Linked DNA regions of Homo sapiens: region 1 is linked to region 2. A link is an interaction called in ENCODE POLR2A ChIA-PET data of the cell type or tissue named here. Cell type or tissue: PC-9. All regions are shown on one strand. Links, peaks and the distances in the headings refer to the core of each region. The heading gives the core; the rest is flanking DNA. Region 1 overlaps APP (amyloid beta precursor protein). Region 2 overlaps APP (amyloid beta precursor protein).

Evidence for each region. Peaks named below come from ENCODE experiments on the same cell type or tissue, not always from the same donor. Only the 100,000 strongest peaks of a DNase experiment are listed, where the experiment ranks them.
Region 1: POLR2A ChIA-PET joins it to region 2 with 5 read pairs; 3 of 35 experiments call an interaction of 5 or more read pairs at or near these places.

What each region holds. Positions count from the first base shown.
Region 1 is chr21:25,961,751-25,964,674 of GRCh38, reverse strand. The region is part of intron 11 of APP (amyloid beta precursor protein); the gene reads left to right. Among named protein-coding and RNA genes, the nearest start is that of APP, 210 kb to the left of the region's middle. In PC-9, for the core only: no CTCF peak of the experiment used is centred there; a DNase peak (open chromatin) is centred at 1,244; H3K27ac peaks cover 1,734 bases.
Region 2 is chr21:26,147,290-26,150,213 of GRCh38, reverse strand. The region is part of intron 1 of APP (amyloid beta precursor protein); the gene reads left to right. It overlaps LOC124900466 (a long non-coding RNA gene), which reads left to right. Exons shown (of 2, transcript XR_007067829.1): 1 at 1-1,077. Among named protein-coding and RNA genes, the nearest start is that of APP, 22 kb to the left of the region's middle. RefSeq lists an enhancer at 709-1,278. In PC-9, for the core only: no CTCF peak of the experiment used is centred there; no DNase peak of the experiment used is centred there; H3K27ac peaks cover 1,197 bases.

The DNA.
Region 1 (2,924 bases), core at 214-2,713, 190 kb after region 2:
TCACCCCATTGTACTCCAGCCTGTATAACAAGAGTGAAACTCCGTCTCAGAAAAAAAAAAAAAAAAAAGAAAAGAAAAAAGGTCACTAAGTGATGAGAGAATTAAAACCACTCCTATTTTCTACCTTTTATAACATAAACTCTTGTCTTTACTTCCCAGGTTTGCCATCTTTATAACCTGTAACTAGGAGCAAGTGATTTAATAAAGGGATTCCTCCTATTCCGTCTGCAAATTGGAGTTAATTTTTCTCCTCTTTCTGCAATTTCTGTTGTTTTAGCTTTTGTTAGCCATAATTAGAAAATCAAAAGGATTCATTGAAAGTTGAGACAAAATTGTGAAGTAGGAAGATGTCTTCCTCCGTAAGAGGAGAAAGATTGTTAGAGGAAGTACATGGAGGCTTTGGTGACACATCCCTATGAGGAAGTGATCTGCTTCCACGGGAAGGAGAGAACAGATGATAGATGACTCCTAGATGCTCCTGCGTCATGTTCAGTACAAAATCAGAGCCGCATCAGCAAACCGGATACCCTGGGAAGGAACATTGGGATAACTCCTTGGCCATAAACAAAAGTTTTGCTCTGGCCTTATGAACTAAGTGGATTAATAGAGATTAGTTGTTCAATATCCTTCCATCTAATGGATCCATATTGTTAAAACTTAAGAAACACCAAAGGGGGAGAGTGTGAGAATCTACTGCCATTTTCTCCATTGCTTCATTCAAGACTTCTGTGTCCACCTTGGCATGGGATTATCATTTGCCCTTTTATACTCACCTTAAACTACAAAGATCATTTGTTTGCCTTTCTGAAGAAAGGAAGGTGGATAAATTTTGCAGGAGACTTTAAAAATTCAGCTCAACTCCTGGCATTAAAGACAATAAAGGTGGTGATTCAGAGGTCCCCATGGCAGTTTCCCCAAATATTACGTTTAACTAAGATCATCTCAAGCACAGAGAGACTTAACTCTCTAAAGTGTGATTTTTAAACCTGCACACGGAAATTTTCTACATTTTATATGCTCAAGATTTCTTGAAATCCAGGGTGTAAAACTGTGAAAATAATAGTTCTGAACCTATTTATGAAAGCAGGAGAGAATTGCTTTGTTCAGTTTTGGAAACCACCAGGGTGCAATTTAATGCTCCAGGAGAGGGTTTTCTGTGACCTGGAAAGGTTGGGGTGATTCCCGTACAGTGAGTCATTTACTTCCTTCTTGGCAGGATTATGCCCAGGGCTTTTAAACGCTCTTGACACTTCACTGCCTTCCATAAGAAACGGGTTTAGGGCACAAGTGTCTATTATGATAAGATGCCAGATTTCTAGATCAAGCATAAAGCTGTGGAGTGGGACAATAGGACTTAATAATTTTAATACACTTCCCACGTGAACTGTCAAGTAATAAGCTACATATTCAGACGTGACTGGCATTGAGTCATCCTGCCATTAGTCAAATGTATGAGACTTTTCCCAAGTCCCAGCAACACCAAATTTGAGAAATCGTATAAAAGAAAAATGAAAAAGTAAATACGTCTAAGAAATGGGGAAATCAATAAAAAATGTACTAGCACCAGGGGCGGTGGCTCACGCCTGTAATCCCAGCACTTTGGGAGGCCGAGGCAGGTGGATCACCTGAGGTCAGGAGTTTGAGACCAGCCTATCCAACATAGTGAAACCCTTCTCTACTAAAAATACAAAAATTAGGTCGGTGTGAGGGTGCACGCCTGTAATCCCAGCTGAACTCAAGAGGCTGGGGCAAGAGAATTGCTTGAACCCAGGAGGTGGAGGTTGCAGTGAGTTGAGGTGGAGGTGCACCACTGCACTCCAGCCTGGGCGACAGAGTGAGACTCCATCTCCAAAACCGTGTTAGCTTTTATCAGGAAAGGCCATTAAATTTTCTTCAATATTACCTACATCAATTTGACATCAAACTATAAGAACACAATATGTGAGATGTTTTGAAATTAATGAAATGAATCTTCTCTTTGAGACGAGTTTGTGCACGCTATGAAGTCCATTAAATATTTTCTGGGAAGAGTTCCCAGTTAAAACTACTTTCTAAAGTACCCAAGCACACTATATAGATACATCAAGTAGGTTTATTAATGTCAGTATTTCGGTGAAAATTGGGAAGGCCACTATTCTGAGTAGAGAGGTGTTTGTTTTCTACTTGAAGACTATGAAGGATATTCTGCACTACTGGGCCTATTTCTGAAATTGTATCTAGCTGCAAGTTACTCATTAATTTAATTAACAAATATTTATTAGCAACCAAATTGTGGCAGGAACTGTGCCTAGAGGTAGAAATACATTACGCTCTTGTTTCCAGAGAGGAAAATGAGTAATGTTCTAAAATGTAAATCTTATGTTTCTCTTTCCTCTTGCTGTAAATGATGTCTAAGCCATTTCGGTGGTGCCTGTTCTTAATCCTTTAATAAATTATTTTGAATGATTTTTTAAAAGGCAGTGTGATTGTGAGGTGAGTTTAGTACAAATTAAAAAATGTCACATCAGTTGCAAACAGACAGCACATAATTATGAGCTAAACACTGTTTCAGAAACAGTAGTGACAATAAATAGGATTCGGTATAATTAGTCCTCCTGGGACAGATCTCTTCCTCTGTTCTTTGCCATATATTTTAATAATGAGATTAGCCATCTAATGCCAATATAACCAGACTGTAGTATTAATACACAGAAAAATTATTGCTAGTAACAGAAGATTTAAAGACATGAGGGTGATCCGGATTATATGCCTGCAGGTTAAAAAAAAAAAATGTTTCTTAAACTCTCTTTATCAATATCCTTTTCGTGAGCCACTGAATTCTTTTGTTTTTCTGATCATATGAATAACCCGTCTTAAGTATGAATATTGTGACAATAGTAATAGCAATTACTTTAAGAGAATATGTTTCTATAGAGATAACAGAG
Region 2 (2,924 bases), core at 189-2,688:
CTTTGTCTTGTGACTTCTCCACAGTTTATTGCTCTTTGTTAAAATGGTGTGTATGCTCTCAGGCCTAACTGCTTCTTTTGGGTTTTTGCTTTTCTGTGGAGCTCCCTCCTCTCCCCTCCCTCATGTAAAAATAATAACATTAAATAAAATTTGTGTTTTTTCCCCTGCGAATCTGTCTCGTCAGTTTAATTGGCAAGGCCTCATGTGCTGAACCTAACAGGGTAGAGAAAAAAGGTTTTTTTCCCCTTTTCTACAAGTATTAAACCTGGAGAGAACAATACAGTGTAAAGGCTGTGAGGTGGGAGCATGCTGGGGTGTTGGAAGAAGCACATGAGCTTACAAACATTCCATCAATTTGCATTCATTCCAAAAATTGTATGCAATTTTTCAGTGACGATTCCCATTGATCAATCATTTATAAAAACTAATGGTGAGGGTCTTCCATACTCAGTTTACTCCCTTCTTGGAAAAGAATGTACATTTTAATCAAGATGATTTCATGAAAGACATTCTGTACTCCAAACATTTAAAAGAGCGTTTAGAGTATACAGCAATTCATCTTTTCTTCTGTATTTTAAAATTTAAGACAGGGAGAATTATTGTATTATACTTAGTTCAGATTTGGTGGTGGTTTTGTTTTTTGGTTCCAGTGAAAAGAAATTGCATCAGTAACCTGGCGGTCAACCGTGCCATATTGTTTGTGATTTATTAGTCTGGAAAAAATAACTGTATTTCTGGCATATGTAAAAATAGTTTGCTGAGAGGCCTCCTTGGTTGTGGCAATAGTAATACTAATTACCAGGTACTGTATGTAGCTCATTCTATGAACCAGGCCTTGTTGAAAAGTGCTTTCACTTAATTTTTTCTTTTCAGCAGCCTGTGAGGTACCTACTGTTATCCCCAGCTGGGAGGGAGCTGGCCAGTGGACTGGGTTTAAACTATGTTTTCATTGTCTTTACTCTTAACCACTTATCTTCTCTGCCTCCAGCAAAATAAGTCAAAGAGTTCAGCCAGTGTTTCTTCTTGGACTAAGCAGTCAGCCTCCTAAGTAAGCAAGCCTTGGAATGCAATTGATTGGTAAGATACTAAAGTAATCAGTAAGGCCCTCAGTTCCTGGCTGCCAGCTTCTTTCACCCTCTCCTGCAGGAAGTTCTGAATGCTGATATCTCTACTTGGTGTCTTCTCTCCCCCTCCCAATTCCATTATTTCCCTTTTTCTCAATCCCAAGTGAAGGAAGTTCTGAGTGTGGATGTTGGAGTCATTCAGACCTTGGATCTGAGTCACAACTCTTTCAATTTACTAGAAATATGACTGCAAGAAAATGATGTAAGCTTCCCTAAACCAATTTCCACATCTACAAAGTATCTAAATAGATTGCTTAGGAGAAAAATTGAATTAAATTGAATAAAGTGCAAAGCACAGAACATGGCCAGGAGTAGGCCCTGGATGAATGAGGGAAAAATGGTTCTGATTTTTATTTTTGAGCCTCTTTGTAACATTTGTTGGCCCCTTCAGAATAATCCTTAGAGTTCATATCAGCCACCCTTCATCCCTCCTGGGATGGGCCAGGGGAGAGGCCCAGTTGCCTGTGACACTGCTTCGTTTCACATTTCACTGCTTTAGCATCTCAACATTTCATTGATAACATTTTTGATGCCTGAAAACAGAATAACTTATTTGTAATTCTACATACATTTTGTTTGTGATCAAGTTGTTAGAGTTTGAAATGAGCCTCATTTCCTTGGGTTTTGTCCCTCCCCATCTGACCTTCCTCTTCTCAGTGAACCCTGAAGAAAAAACACTAGCAAAGGAATCTCAAGAATGTTGGTTCGGGACACAGCTCTCTCCATCTACTCTCCTGCCCTAGTCCTGCCCCTCCTTGTGTTTTCAGCGGTGACCAGGCACTGGTGACAGCCTTGGCTGCTTGGACCAGCTGGAGGTAGCTGCAAAATGCCTGCCTGCTAGCTTTGAAAAATCTCTGCCAACCTCATTGAAATAATTGTTTACCACATATCAGAGGGGACTGGGAAGTGGGTAATTGAGAGATCTTTTTGAAGGGGTTTGTGGCTTCTCCACTTGCAGAGGCTTCCTGAAATGGTGGGTAATGCTCATGCCTCAGGGAGAATCAATATCCTTCTCCTAAAACCTGCTCACACGTAGCTCTAAGTATTAGACATGCATTTTTGTTAACATTTTATCAGTGCATTTTTCTACCTGTGTCATTTGGACCTTAGATTCGGGAGAAAATCACTGTGTATCTTTGGTGGTTTCAGGTGGCTCTTAAATTTCATTAATTCACAAAATCTGAATTGAATGGAATAGTCTGTTTTGGGAGGTTTTTTTGGGGGGGTTGGGGAGGGATTGGATTTTTCAGTCCTTCCAAGAGACTTCAGGTTTTTTTTTTGATGTTCTGATTAGCCCGGTGTGTGTAAGGCCCTATCAGGTGTTCGCCTGTGTGATCCTATCACACCCACATCCTGTAGCTGCATCCAAGTGCTTTGAGGCCGACTTAATGGGGATTAACTTAACAGTTGCTCTGTGGGAACAGATGCTCTTTGCCGCTTATTTCTAATAAATTGATTGAGCCATTTAAAAGATTTTTTTTTTCTTTTAAGTTACATCTTCTTAAGAAACTGTAGACAATAAAGCAAAACTAAAATACTTGGGTCTAAAATTAGTGTATTATATTTAAAACACTGGGCTTCAGACTGATTATATCATGCTCTTTTACTGACTTTCTAGTCAGATGCTTATTTATAAAAATAAAGCTTATATAAAGGGCAGCATTCAAATGTTACACCAGTCGGTTTTAGCAGTTTGACCTTCCACAGTAGCTAAATATTTTTTACACTGAGAGAAGAATTCTTTAACATTATATGCTATCAGCATGTCAAGTGAATTCTGAGCTTGCATGCAACAGATGA